Linked DNA regions of Homo sapiens: regions 1 and 3 are each linked to region 2. The links are chromatin contacts, found by Hi-C in ENCODE. All regions are on one chromosome and are shown on one strand. The core of a region is the stretch at or near the end of the contact, and the rest is flanking DNA. Distances in the headings are between cores, read along the strand shown.

Region 1 (4,648 bases), core at 300-2,799, 1.5 Mb before region 2:
CCAGGTTTGGGATGAATGAACAAGAGGCGAAGGCCAAGTGGAGTCTGTGTGTGCCTGGGTCCTCTCTAGGAGTTTAATCTGGCATATCAATATTTAACTTGGGAGGGGGGGGAACGTATTTCCCAGGGCTCTGGGTTATAACTACTCTGGCCTTCTTTCCAAATATTGGAGCAATTTTCGGAGCTTCTGGAACTGATGTTTCTTCAGCATCTTCACTATCTTCGTGATGGAGATCATATGAAATGTTCCCATATTCTCTTAAAAATGGGAAAATTTCAAGCAGAAACTGACAGAAGTCTCTGCGAATGCCAAACCACCAATGATTGCCCCCCTTTCGCCTAAATGTTGTGGCCATTAAAGTTAGTAAGGAAAGCCAAAGGGGGACAAATATGGAGACGTAGGAGAATGTATTGTGGCCATCCAATCTGTGAACCAGCAGGACCTCAAAAGTGAGCAGAGGCACGACAATCGTTATCCAACTGATAGCCATGGTCACGTGTGTTCTCCGCTGCTCGGCAACCACATCCAGGGACCGCAGGAACAGGAGGGACCAGACGATGTAATAGAGGACGACCAGGCAAAGGAACGACATGAGGATCCACAGGGGCACAAACACCACCAGCCACGGCCAGTGAATAATCCTGTCCAGCTTTAGGGCGATGAAGATGAACTGCAGGATGTTGACCGAGCACAGGATCTCCAGCTCCAGCGACCTATCGTGTCGAAAGCCCCAGACGCAGGCAGCCACGGACACGGGGGACACGAAGAAGAGAGGCATGAAGACCAGCAGCCAGAAGTGGGTGCCCCTCTCCACCCTGTCGCAGACCAGGACTTCGAACATGAGCAGCAGCAGGTGGATGCCCACAGCGATCAGCATGGCTTTGAACTCCACACAGGCCTCTCCCTCGGTGCGGTAGCGAGGGTTGCGGGCCCAAACGCCCGCGCCCACGGAGGCGCCTGCGACGACTAGAAGCTTCCACAGCCATATGGGGGCAAAGACGGCCCAGTAGCTCCATTGGATGATGCCGTCCAGGCGGAGGGGCAGCAGCACCGAGAAGAGCAGCAGGCAGGTGTAGATGAGAAACTTACTGGGGTTGAAGTCCTGGAACAGGCCCCTGGGGTTCATGGCGGAGGCCGCCGCTTGCCTGCCCGGGCCTGCTCCCTCGCGACGCTCGGCGCTCGCGTCTCCGCGGCTTCTCCGGCCGCCGCCTCCCGGGCCCCGCCCAAGCCGGCTCCGCGTGGACGAATGCCGGGACGACCAGGAGGAGGTTCGGAGCGGCGAAGCGGAGAGGCCGGAACACGTGCACGCGCGGTCACGTGGCCCGGCCGGAAGCGCGCTGGGGTGTGGCGCGCGCGGGCACGGGCGGCGCGGCGGTTACAAACTGGGCGCTGCCTCGGTCCCGCCGCCGCCCGCGTTCACTCCGTACCCATCAAGAAGGCACCTAATGCGTGTGGGGCCCGAAGGGGCCTGGCGCGCTGCTGACTCCCCAAGCGGCCCGCGACCTTGGGCGGACGCTTCCAGGCGACTCCGGGAACATGGAGGCGGGAGTGAGCTCACATCCTCCCTGCCGGCCGGGGCGGGCCCTGCGGGGGCGGGGCCGGGTGGAGAGGGCGGGGCCTGGGCGTTGGCACCCTACCCATCTCTGCCGGGATCCTCGCCTCCCCGCGCTCGCCGCGGCTTCCCGGGAACCCGCCCGGGGCTAGAGCGCCCGCGGTGAGGCTCCAGCACCCCGCGCGCGCGAGCAGAGGCGGTGGCCGGGCTAGTGCGGGAGTTTGCGAGCGAGGGAGCGGGTGCCGGTAACTGAACGGATGCAAGGCGATGTGCATGAGCGCAGACCTGTGGGGGCCGGCGGCGGGTGTATCCCTGGCTCAAAGGAAAAGGCCCGCGCGTAGACTCAGGGCACGAGGTGGGGGGGCCTTACCTGGGATGAAGACTCGCGGGGCAGAACTCCGCCTGGTGGAGCAACGGACGTTTCTCAGGCTGCCTGCGAAGTGGCTGTGCAGAGATCCCAGGCGGCAGCGGCGCTCTTGTACCTGTCCCTCTCACTCCAGAGTGGAAGGTGCTGGTGAGGGTGTTAGACCCCACTCGGGAGGAAACTGGATCCAGACCAGGGTTGGGGGTTGCTTTCTGCCCCAGGTCACCCGGCAGGTTAACAGAGAATCGCGTCGCAGATACAGGGCTCCTACCTTCAAGTGTCTAGTCCTCATTTTGACTTATTTGGCCCTGTCTCTGTGTTATTCTCGCAAAACCATGTTTTCCTTTTCCTTTGGAAAAGGGTACTGGACCAGAGGTCAAGAGATTTGGGTTCTTGTCCAGGCCGTGCCACCCATCAGCTGAGAAACCTAGGCAAATTCACCTCTTTCTCTCTGGGCCTCAGTTTCCTGGTCTATGAAGTTGGGGGACAGACCTGGGTGGTGTCTAAGGGCAAGGCTGCAGCGGGTCTGTGATTTGGAGCACCCCTTTCGCCCTCTGGCCATCTGGGCAGACCCTGGAGGATTTCTGTCTTCCCCGCTGTCCCACTGCTCAGCAGAGCCCTGGCTGCCCTCACCAGTCTCTCCTAGTCCTCTTTTCCTGAAGTGGCTGTGGGATGTTGTCACGCAGGTCCTGGGCTCTGAAGTGGGACAGGCCATCAGAGGAACGCATGGCCTGTCAGGGCCTCCGCGGAGTGGCCCTCCCGCACCCTCACAGCACTGCCCCAGGCGGGCATGAGCAGGGTGTCCAGGTGTCGGGCGGACAGTCCCAGCCCCCGAGGCGCTCTCCACAACTTCACTTCAGCCACAGGCAATCTGTGGCCCTGGGGAAGGGAGTCCAGCTGAGTGAGCTTCACCAGTCCTCAGGCTCAGCCCTTAAGGCTGACTTCATAGATGTGTCTTCAGGGCCTCTTGTTTCTGGAGAGCCTTATCTCCCTCCATTCCTCCCCTAAACAGAGTTGCTCCAATCTGTCTGTTTTACACATTGGTCTTTTTTGTACTCTTTTCTCCCAAGAAGGATTTGTCAACTAAAAATTTGTAAAAGTGGAAAACCCCCTCACCAATCCAACCTCTTCATCTGTGAAATGGGCTTGGAAAAGCACACAGGATTGTTTTGAGGATTAGATGAATCAATACATGGAACTTTGCACTTTGCATTTAGAGACCTGCAAGTAATTGATTTGACCCCACTAGGAAAGCAGAGCCCGTGGAGGGGAGGCGCTGCCAGGAGCGCCCCCACCCTCCGGGAGCTGGTGGCAGAGTCAGGTCCTCTGGACCCTGCGAGAACAGTCAGAAGTCCTTCCCAATCACCTATGTAGTCAGATGAACTCAGGGCCTCTGCTGCCATCTTTGTGGCAAAGACAGAGCTCGGAGCTTATTTTCCCACCTTGAGCTCCTCATTCAGAACAAGTGCACCCTCTCCATCCAAGAAGCGGGTATCAAGGTGTCCTGTCACAGTGCAACAGTGGCTCTGCTGCACAGCTCCTGAGGGAGGGCAGACCCAGCTTCCAGGCTTGTGCCACAGGGTGAGGGATGCTGTCTGCCATCTGTCCCCAGCTGGCTTCCTTTGGCCTGCAGGCCTTGACCCCTCCCCCATCATGCCCTGGGCATCAGACACCCCTCCTTCACTGTTTTCCCTGATGCGGCCAGTCTCTCAGACACCCGCCTTTGTCTTTTATTTACCTGTAAAGCTAACATGGATTGTTTGCTATGTGCCAGGTGCTGGCGGCATAGCAGTCCCCAAGGCTGGTACACAAACCAAAGTGTGAATTCATTCACTTACAGGTGGTGTGTGTGGATGTGGTGTTCCAGGCCACCGGCACGGGCTGCTATCCCCCAGTCAGGGTGTGCGGGGGCACATGGCCCCAGAGGGCAGGGGCTGACATGGTTTGAAGGTCACTGTCCTAACGGTTGGGGAAGTCCTGGGATGTGTCCTAACCCCAGCCTCTTTCCCCTGCTTGGCATCCTCAGTCCCAACTTTCCTGTCTGAACTGTAAGGCTCTCCTGAGCTGATCCCGGCACACCTGGTGGCCAGGTCCCTTATGGTCCATGTACCAGCCCAGCCAGTCTGCTGCTTCCCCCTGAGTGTGGCCCACCCCGACATGGCCTCTGTCTCCTTCCTGGGCACCAAGACCCACGACAGGGCTTCAAGCCCTGAGAAACCTCGACCCCTGGTGGACCAGTGACCCTTCTCTCACCTCCCACAGCATCTGGGTGCCAGAGGTGGGGTAGGGGCAGGCGGGGACCTTGTTCCTATCCTGGGACTCATTTCCCTGGGTGTTGTCTGTTTGGCCTTCTGTCCTTTCATGAGATTTGAGCTCCAGACACCCAGCTAGCACTTATATCGTAGCAAATGTTTGAGAGACGTTGGCTGAATGAGTGAAGGAATGCATTTAACACTACTCATGACTGCGATGCTCCTGTCCCAGAGGAGATGCTCCTGTGGCCAGCGTGGCACCGATAGTGGGACCTGTGTCCTTTCATCACCAGCATCCTAGGCCCTGTTCCCTCCACTCTCCAGCCCAGGTGATCTTTCTTCCTCGGTAACCAATTGCCACAGGTGTATCAGTTTAAAGCAGCAGTCAGTTACTGTCCGCCATGAACTGAGAGTCAGAAGTCAGCATCATATGCCCAGCCAGTGCTCCGCTTGAGTCACAAGGCCAAGATCTCGGTGTGG
Region 2 (5,055 bases), core at 2,218-4,717:
AGGAGGCTGAGGCAGGAGAATCACTTGAATCCGAGAGGCTGAGGGTGCAGTGAGCCAAGACTGTGCCACTGCACTCCAGCCTGGGCAACAGAGTGAGACTCCATTTAAAAAAAAAAAAAAAATTAGCCAGGCATGGTGGCAGGCACCTATAATCCCAGCTACTCGGGAGGCTGGGGCAGGAGAATCACTTGAATCCGGGAGGCGGACATCGCAGTCAGCTGAGGAACTGTGCCACTGCACTCCAGCCCGGGCGACAGAGTGAGACTCCGTCGCAAACAAAACAAAACCAAAACAAAACAAAAAAAAAATGAATAGAATGAAATAGAAAATCAGCGCATCACACAAAACAAGTTTAAATATTGTCTCATTTGGCTTTTATTTCAGTTATGCTTACATGCATATGTATGTGTGCTGGTTTGTGCTGTAAAACTTTTTTTAAAACCCTCATCTTCTTTGTGATGGTAAAAACTTACCTCTTATTGTGAGCCAAAGTCTGCAAAATACTCTTCTAGAAAATTCTGCCTATACCTGTACAAAGATTGTTCCTAGCAGCTTAATCTAAAGAGTTAAAAATATTAAAAAACCTAATGTTCGGGCTGGGCACAGTGGCTCGCTCATGCTTGTAATCCCAGTACCTTGGGAGGCCGAGGTGGGCGGATCATCTGAGGTCAGGAGTTTGAGACCAGCCTGGCCAAAACAGTGTTTAGTAGAAACACTGTTTCTACTAAAAATACAAAAATTAGCCAGGTGCAGTGGCCGGTACCTGTAATCCCAGCCACTCAGGAGGGTGAGGAAAGAGAATCACTTGAATCTGGGAGGCAGAGGTTGCAGTGAGCCGAGATCGCCCCCCAAAACAAAACCTAATGTTCAATAGGAGGGTGGATAAACTTTAGTAACCTAAGTAATGAGCAATGATGATAACAAAGGCAATAGAGTTACATGGATAAAGCTCAGATTATTGAATACAAAAATTCAGCTGAAGAATGATAGAGTAATATAATTTTAAAATAATACCATATGTACATTTATATATGTACACATATGTATTCTAGTACATATATATATAGTAAAAACTTATATATAGCAATGAAAACTGAATTTGTGGCCGGGCGCACTGGCTCACGCCTGTAATCTCAGCACTTTGGGAGGCCGAGGCGGGAGGATCACAAGGTCAGGAGTTCGAGACCAGCCTGGCCAACATAGTGAAACCCCGTCTCTAGTAAAACACACAAAAAATTAGCCAGGCATGGTGGCAGGCGCCTGTAATCCCAGCTACTTGGGAAGGTGACGCAAGGAGAATTGCTTGAACCCGGGAAGCGGAGGTTGCAGTGAGCTGAGATTGTACCACTGCACTCCAGCCCGGGCGACAGTGCAAGCCTCAGTCTCAAAAAAAAGAAAACTGAATTTGTGAATTTAATTCCCTAATTAAAGAAGTTGAAGAGCACTGGGAAGGGTACAAAAGGGACCTCAATTCTACCTACAATCTATCTTTACGACAACTAACAGATGATGGATGTGCACCCTATCCCCCACATGCTAAATCAAATAGGTGTCTATGGCTACAACCAATTAAAGTTTATGTGCGGGGAAAGAAAAGAAAGTGGGTCACTCCTCCACTATTGAAACAAGCTATGTAAAGCGTTTTCTCATTAGAAGGCAGGTATGACACAAATAGTAATTATACTTATATAGTGTTTATTGTGTACCAAGCAATCCTCTAAAGACTTTATATTTAACCTTTGACTAAATACTCCCAGGAAGTTTTACTTATATTTAACAGATCACAACACTGAAACATGGTAAGGTCATATCACTCTAACTAGTAAGGTGTAGAGCCTGACCCCAAACCTCAGCAGTCCAACTCCAGAGTCCTCACCTTTAACTATTCACTATATAAACCTTTGCTATTATAAGGATGCTTGTACCAAAGGCTAACACAAGAAAATGTATAAACCTGGGCCTCATACTAAAGCTCATTTACCAGGACTGTCAATTTAATGTAAGGATTTGGAGAAATGTAAAAAACAAACTTTTACAATAATACTGATTTTGCTCCTGTAGCTGTTTCAGATTCTAAACCTCCTCCACTCTCCTTTTTGGAATGAAATCTGATAAGCAATAATGTATGCGTGAACGTGCTCTTTAATGTCAAGGATAATACACATTTGAAAAACAAAACATTAAATCCAACTGCAAAAATCTTACCCTTTTACTTCTGGACAGCCTGAACCGTGTCACAGTGCCAAACTGGGAGAAATATGAAAAGATCTGGGTTTCGTCAAGTAGGTTAGGTAGGTGGCGCACATAGACTACTCCAGGAGTAAGTTGTTCTTGTTTTTTTCGCTAAAGACGTAAAGACCAGGTAAATTAAATATATAAATAAGAAAATCACATTGTAACAAAACCCCTAGCCCTCGGCCCAAGAACCTATTCTGCATTTCCACTTACCACAGTAGTAATTAAAGAACTGGCTGTTTAGTGTTTCTCTCCCCACAAAGGCCATGGTCAAGCAGTAGTCAACTATCTTTCCAGCCTGGCATCCCAGCACCCAGTATAATATTAGAGCTCAATAACTATGTCAATCAACGGATAAGCAAGGACATCTTTGAACAAGCCATTTTAGATCTTCTGCCCAGAGAACTCTACATAAACGTAGGCTTCAATTTGGTATGCATATTACTGTTTACTCGCACTTCATCGAAAAATTTTCGATACGCTTGTTAACTCTCACGGTACAGATTAGCCTTTCAACGTCTCAGTCATCATAGCCTTACCTCTGTAACAGGAACTTCTAAGTTTTCCTGTGTATTTTATGCTAAAAACCACAGAAAGTATAAGCGATGTCAGGGGCCCTAGTCAGCAAGTGGAACCTGGCAAATACTCTATTTTAATAACTCCCAGATCACCAACCCGGCATACAAACTTCCCGAATGTGTTAAGTCTGGGGCTCCCATTTTTGGGGGAAACGCGGAAGCGTGACAGCTCTAACCCGGAGATAACCTGTGGTATAGGAGCCTATTCCCTCCAGCTGGTTCTTTCTACTGCTTCTGTCACCCCAATACTTCCCCGTTACCCTCCACATGAAGGCTCCAGGGCCTCAGCGGCCAAACCCCTCCATCATTTACCGAACAGCGTAAACCCTTTCGTCTCGGAAACCGTGGCCTGCAAGCTTAAGAGGTCGGTCCCTGATTCGGTCGAATCCACTTGGGAGACCCTGGAGGTAATGAAGGCGAGCACGAAGGCAAGGGGCGCCCGGGCCGGAAACCGTGCAACCCCAGATACCCTCTAGACCCGGTCCATCGCCCCCGCTCGCAGCCTGGGCCAGGGTGCCTGCTCACCTGGGTTATGCGCTTGCGAACCTGCGCCACCTCCTTTTGAAACTCGACATCTTCCTGCGGATTAAGCGACAGGATTGGCCCAGCCGGGCCAGAAAAAGTCGCCATGCCAAAAGCCGCCGACGCTAACCACGCGGCGCTCCCGGAAACGTCGGGCTCCCAGCTCCCCCGAGGCGGAAGTAGAGGCAGGACAGGGGCGGGGCGAAGCGCTAAGGCGAGGCGAGGCGTGGCGAGGGGCGGGGAGGGCCATGAGTCGGGCGCGGGGTTGGAGCAGGAGTTGCCCGGAGAAGCGGGGGCGGGGCACGGGGTGTGGCGAGGCGCGGGGCGGGGCATAAATTGCGCCAGGGGCGAGGGCGGGGCACGAGGTCGTGCCGAGAGACTGGGAGAGGCGTGAGTCGCGCGGAGGCGCGACATGGGGCGTGACGAGGAGCGGAGGGCGGGGCGTGAGTAGCGCCGAGGCGCGGAGGCGGGGCGCAGGGGCGTGCCGAGGCGCGGCAGCGGGGTCTGGGGCTGGGGCTGGGCCGTGGGGAGCTCCCGCACCCTCGGCTGTCGGGGCGCCGGCTGGCTTCGCTTAAGAGTGCCTGAAACAATTACGTTCACGCCTACTTTCAAAAAAGGTCTAAAATAAATTCCAAAACAGTACCTGTGTCCTTGAGATGCTGCTCTCATTCCTCAATTTGCTTATTATTATTATTATTTTTTTTTGAGACAGAGTTTCGCTTTGGTTGCCCAGGCTGGAGTGCAATGGCGCAATCTCGGCTCACTGCAACTTCCAACTTCCGCCTCCCGGGTTCAAGCGATTCTCCTGCCTCAGTCTTCCGAGTAGCTGATTACAGGCGCCCGCCACCACTCCCAGCTTAATTTGTACGTTACCACTCCCAGCTTAATTTGTATGTTTAGTAGAAACGGGGTTTCACCATGTTGGCCAGGCTGGTCTCGAACTCCTGACCTCAGGTGATCCACCCGCCTCAGCCTCCCAAAGTACTGGGATAACAGGCGTGAGCCACCGCGCCCGGCCCTAATTTGGTTATTCTTTCACTCACTTGTGTGTGAGCTCTCCTGTGTGGCCCCGTCCGTCCGCGGCCCTTGGAGAACTTACAGCCTGAGGGCAGCATGGCTGCTTTAAGAGACCAAAGAGGCTTGTGGGGGAGAGGCACACTGGGTGGCGCCGGAGGGTCCCCCTTAGGAGGTGGCGTTAGCACCGAGGCCTGAAGGCTAAAGAGCGGGGTGTGGAGAACCGAGCGCCTGCCGTCCGCTGGACCGGACAGGCCTGCACAGTGTTCCTAGGTCTAGAAAGAAGGACGCGGCAGTGGGGTTGGAGCCCAGCACAGGAGGGAAGAGCTGCGAGGCGGCAGGCTGGAGCCCCATGACTGTGTGTCAAAGTATGAAACTGGGGTTTTGTAAATGCGAGGGGATGGGCGGGTTTAAAGCGAGGCTGTGGCTGTTTGCATCTTTCTTTTCTTTTTTTTTTTTTGAGACGGAGTCTCGTTCTGTCGTCCAGGCTGGAGTGCAGTGGCGCGATTTTGGCTCACTCACTGCAACCTCCGCCTCCTGGGTTCAAGCAATTCTCCTTCCTCAGCCTCCCGACTAGCTGGGACTACAGGTGCACACCACTACTCCCGGCTAATTTTTGTATTTTTAGTAGAAACGAGGTTTCGCCATTTTGGCCAGGCTGGTCGAGAACCCCTGACCTTAAGTGATCTACCCGCCTCGGCCTCCC
Region 3 (4,732 bases), core at 1,893-4,392, 1.7 Mb before region 2:
CGCCTCGGCCTCCCAAAGTGCTGGGATTACAGGCATGAGCCACCGTGCCCAGCCCCAGTTCCATCTTTGATAGGAGATAGAAAAAAAGATTGAGCAGGATGGATGAAGAGGACACTGTTTTTCAAAACTGGTATGCTTTTCAACAATTTAGGAGAATAAGATATGTTTATAAGTATTGACAGAATTCACTTCCATTTCTGATCTGTAATCAGATAAACCAGAACTTTTCAAATGAGTAAACATCAGGTAAACATGGAAAGAGACAGTCTGGACAGGCTGAGGGGATGGCACTGAAGACCCTGCAGTTTTCCAACTGGCTAATCAGACCCCTGGGAAGAAGGAATGCTTTTCGGGGTACCTGGCCCAGGTGGGTTTGTTTGTTGTTTTTTGTTTTGTTTTGTTTTTAGACAGAGTTTCACTCGCATTGCCCAGGCTGGAGTGCAGTGCAGAGAAAGCAGCTCACTGAAACCTCCGCCTCCTGAATTCACGCGATTCTCCTGCCTCAGCCTCCTGAGTAGCTGGGACGGTTTTCACCATGTTGCTCAGGCCAATCTCGAATTCCTGAGCTAGAACTCTTGAGCCTTGGCCTTCCAAAATGCTGGGATTACAGGTGTCCAGGTGGTATTTTTTTAAATACTCTTTTTTTTTTTTTCAGACAGAGTCTCTGTCGTCCAGGCTGGAGTGCAATGGTGCAATCTCAGCTCACTGCAACCTCCACCTCCTGAGTTCAAAAGATTCTCCTGCCTCAGCCTCCCTAGTAGCTGGGATTACAAGCATGTGCCATCACACCCAGTTAATTTTTGTATTTTTAGTAGAGACGGGGTTTTACCATGTTGGTCAGGCTGGTCTCGAACTCCTGACCTCAAGTGATCCTCCTGCCTCGGCCTCCCAAAGTGCTGGGATTACAGGCATGAGCCACCACATTCGGTCTAAAGGACTTTATTATGAAAAATTTTAGATAGAATAGTTTAACGTCCCCATCACCCAGCCTCAGTTTATGGCCCATTCTTGTTTCATCTATACCATTGCTGCTTCCCCCTGCCATATCATTTCGTTTTTTTGTTGAGATAAAGATGCAAGATGACCAGCAACAATTCCTCCCATCCCTGAACACCCATGCTGCTCCTCTCATGAAGAGTGATGAAAATATTCCACAATTAGATTGTGGTTTGTGGTTCTACAACTCTGTGAAAATACCCAAAGCCATGGAAGTGTACACTTTAAGTGGGTGCATTATATCTCAATAAAGATGTTTTTAAAAGGTGGAGAAGGAAAATTTCTCTATTTTAATAATATTTAAAGAAAAAAAAAGAGGTAGAGTCTCTTTCATCTCCTTGAAACTGGGCGGCCTCTGTGATTTGCTTAAACCATTAACAGGCAGCAGAAGGGACGCTCCGTGACTGCTGGGCATAGCCCTTCATAGGCCTCAGAGCTTCTGTTTTCACTGTTTTGCCACACCAGCGGATCTGCAAGAGAGTAGCCCAGGCAGAACTCAGCTGTTCTTTGCAGCCACCCCAGCGGAGATGCCACACAGACCAGTGAAACCACCTTGGCAGCTCCAGCACCTGTTGAGCTGCCCAGCCAACACCACATGGGGCAGAGATGAGCTGCCAAGCCTGTCTACTACGTTTTGGGGTGGTGGAGGAGTGGGCAGTGCCAAATCCCGAGAAGAAGCTCAATGAGTATTTGTCTCTTTTCATTTCAGCAAGCAGAGGGTCCTCAAGGTAACACCTTCCAGTGGCTCCCCCACCTCTCTCAGAGCTCTAGCCAGGGCCCACAAGGCCCTACATCTTACCCCTTTCCTCTCTGACTGTCACCTCCTCTTCCTCTTGCTTCCTCACTTCTAGCCACACTGGACTTCCTTGAAAAGACAGACCTGTCCCCTTGCAGGGCCTTTTGCCCTTGCTGTTCCCTTCGGTTCTCCCCAGATGGCCACAGGGTTCCTCCCACACCTCCTCTAGGTCTTCATTCAAATGCTACCTTTTTTTTTTTTTTTGAGACTGAGTCTGGCTTTGTCGCCAGGCTGGAGTGCAGTGGCGTGATCTGGGCTCACTGCAACTTCCGCCTCCCGGGTTCGAGCGATTCCCCTGCCTCAGCCTCCTGAGTAGCTGGGACTACAGTCGGACGCCACCAGGCTCAGCTAATTTTTGTATTTTTAGTGGAGACGGAGTTTCACAGTGTTGGCCAGGCTGGTCTCGATCTCCTGACCTCGTGATCCGCCCGCCTCGGCCTCCCAAAGTGTTGGGATTACAGGAGTGAGCCACCGCGCCCAGCCAAATGCCACCTTCTTATTGTGACCTGCTATGTAAAATCGCAAACCCTCACTGCCTGTGGTTATTCCCTACTTGTACTTTTCTTTTTAGCATTTACCAATGTCTGACAGTATTTAATTTCACTAATTTATCTCGTTTATTTTATGTCTCGTTTATATTCCTGCTATAACGTAAACTCCGGGAAGGATTTTTGTCTGTCTTGGTTGTCTGTCGTATCTCGTGTCTAGAACACAGAACTCACAGTAAGTAGGCACTTCAATCAATTACCTGTAGAATGAACGGACTGAATGTCACCTTGTTAGAGTACCCTCCTGACCACACTCTGCTAAGCAGTAATCTTTTATTTCTCTTTCCCAGTTTTATTTTTCCTCATTTACACTTAATCACCTTGTGACACCTATTTGTTTACTGTTTCCCCAGTAGAGTGAAAGTCACTTTAACAGCAGAGATTTAAATGTATTTTAATCCCTACAAAGGAGAAAAAGGGAGGAAATACGTGACAGGCTCTCAATAAGTATTTGCGAAGGATTTAATCTCTTGAACGAATGGATGAATGAATCTAGCAGCCAGCTCCACCAGCCTCCTTCGTGATAGGACTAACTGGGGTCTGTCTGCGGACGGGCGCCTCCTCCGCGGGCGGAGGGCCGCAGCGGGAACTGGGTTTCGGCAGCGCCCCTTTAAACCAGCCGCGGACGCCCGGCTGCTGGCGCTAGTTCCAGCCCGGCCGGGCCCGGCCTCGCCGGTTTCTCTCCAGTCGCCGCGCCGGCCAATTTCCGGGGCGGTGTCATCGCCCGTTTAAGAGCGGAGCGCTCCGCCCTGGGGGCGGAGCTGGGAGGGAGCTTTAAGGGGTGGACGGGCGGGAGGTCGGGGTCCTCCGGGGATTAGAGCCGGTGGGCTCGTTGTGGGCGCCATTTCTCGGCGTCTACCGAGGAGCCGCCCCTTTCTCAGCCTTGCTCGGCTCTTCCCCGCTCTGGTCGCCGGGGCTGCGCCGTCCCCAGCTCAGGTAAGCGCGAGGCCCGGCGGCGGCGCCGCAGTACAGTCCGCTGCGCTCCTAGCCGAGTGGACCCTTCCTCGCCCGCGCCTGCGGTAGCGGCCTTGTCCCCGGGGAGGCGGGCGGGGGCCGCACCCAGACCCTAGGGCGGCCGGCCCCTCTCTCGTCGGGCCGGCAGGGCATTAATCCCGCCGGAGGGAGGGGCGGCGGCGGCCAATGAGGCAGGGCCGCCGAGTTTCGGTCGATACCGCGCGACGGGCCGGGGCGGAGGGCCCGGGGCAGCCGGGTTAATGTTTGCCGAGCGGACGCGCTCCCCGAGCCGCGGGTACCCCTCGCTGGTCCGCTGGGCTGCCGTCCAGCGGGAGAGACAAAAGTCGCAAGGGAAGGGGAAAAACGAACTGAGTTTGTGTCACTGTCTTGGTGGACTTTTCGAGCTAACCTGTATTTGAGAAAAACTTCAGTCTCTTGGGAAAGGAGAGGCAGGTGTGTTCCCATGAAAGACGAGGTCTGAAGGTCCCGCCCCGCCCCCACCCGGGACGGTTGTCGTGCTAATGATGGGTTCTTTGGTGTGTAAATGTTAATTGTGTCTGTGGTTACTCGAATTCTACCTAAGAGCGAGACCCAACTCTTAAAACGTTTGGCAATATTTTAGACTAATATTAAAAGTTTTTAAAGAATTACGGGGAAAATTCCCATAACCGTGTACATTTGTAATGTAACCCACAACTGCATTAACTCAGTTTCTAACATAACCCGTTGCTGAGCTCTAGTTAACCTTGTTGGATTATTTGTGCATGTAATATGCTGTGCAGGCTTTAGAAAATAGGTTAACATTATTCGAAAACGATATGCGTAACTGCTGTTGAATTACTCGCTTGCATTTTCTTTATTGGGAATACTGGGACAAAATATAGTGTTACCTTAAATGGCATTTGCTGTATGTTATATTGCTTTATCAAAAAGCAATTAACCAACCATATTGTGGCCACCAGTCATGTAAGAGTATACATATTTCATGACTAACTTTTGGGTTTTGGGTACTTTTTTTAACCAACTTCTGATAGGATTGCTTAAATTTGCATTTTATGATTCTAAAGGAAATCCTTCTAGTTAGGAACTAGAGTAGAAACTACTGTTTTTTGGAAGCCACATAAACCTACCATCCAAAAATTCCACTGTGTCATTCTAGTGTGTCAGGCGAGATGCGGGTTAAGCCAGCTGTTGGGCCAAAGTAGTGAACAAGCCAGACGAAGTCTTTGTCCTTGTGTGTGAGTGGGGGAAGTAGTCAGTAAAAAAGATAATAATTAACAGATATTTAATTACAATTTCTTTGTTATAAAGAAAAGGCTAAGAGTACTGAAAGAGATGTCGAATTTAGACTCACAAGTCTGAGATTGCTTTTCTGAGAATAAGACATTTCAACTATAAGTCTGAAGTTAGTCCAGTGAAATGGGAGCGGGTGGAAGAG

The links. Hi-C counts contacts between places; a loop is a spot of excess contacts on that map. Pooled maps may share reads with other maps.
Region 1: a loop to region 2 is called in a pooled map, with 12 times the contacts of the local background. The contact joins the promoter of TMEM185B here to the promoter of NIFK in region 2. A Hi-C loop is called at or near these places in 11 of 50 pooled maps.
Region 3: a map of OCI-LY7 shows a loop between it and region 2 (8-fold over the local background). The contact joins the promoter of EPB41L5 here to the promoter of NIFK in region 2. A Hi-C loop is called at or near these places in 1 of 168 maps with a recorded cell type or tissue (OCI-LY7) and 5 of 50 pooled maps.

Annotation. Positions count from the first base shown.
Region 1 is chr2:120,221,851-120,226,498 of GRCh38, forward strand. It overlaps TMEM185B (transmembrane protein 185B), which reads right to left and starts at 1,550. Exons shown (of 1, transcript NM_024121.3): 1 at 1-1,550. The coding sequence starts at 1,126. The coding sequence ends at 74. RefSeq lists silencers at 1,149-1,348, 1,499-1,868, 1,588-1,748 and an enhancer at 1,843-2,506.
Region 2 is chr2:121,733,408-121,738,462 of GRCh38, forward strand. It overlaps NIFK (nucleolar protein interacting with the FHA domain of MKI67), which reads right to left and starts at 3,468. Exons shown (of 7, transcript NM_032390.5): 1 at 3,339-3,468; 2 at 2,206-2,343. The coding sequence starts at 3,443. RefSeq lists an enhancer at 3,355-3,404 and a silencer at 3,505-3,954.
Region 3 is chr2:120,009,935-120,014,666 of GRCh38, forward strand. EPB41L5 (erythrocyte membrane protein band 4.1 like 5) reads left to right here and starts at 3,143. Exons shown (of 25, transcript NM_020909.4): 1 at 3,143-3,276. It overlaps LOC107985817 (a long non-coding RNA gene), which reads left to right. Exons shown (of 4, transcript XR_001739205.2): 2 at 213-367; 3 at 1,706-1,724; 4 at 2,459-2,770. RefSeq lists a silencer at 3,319-3,488.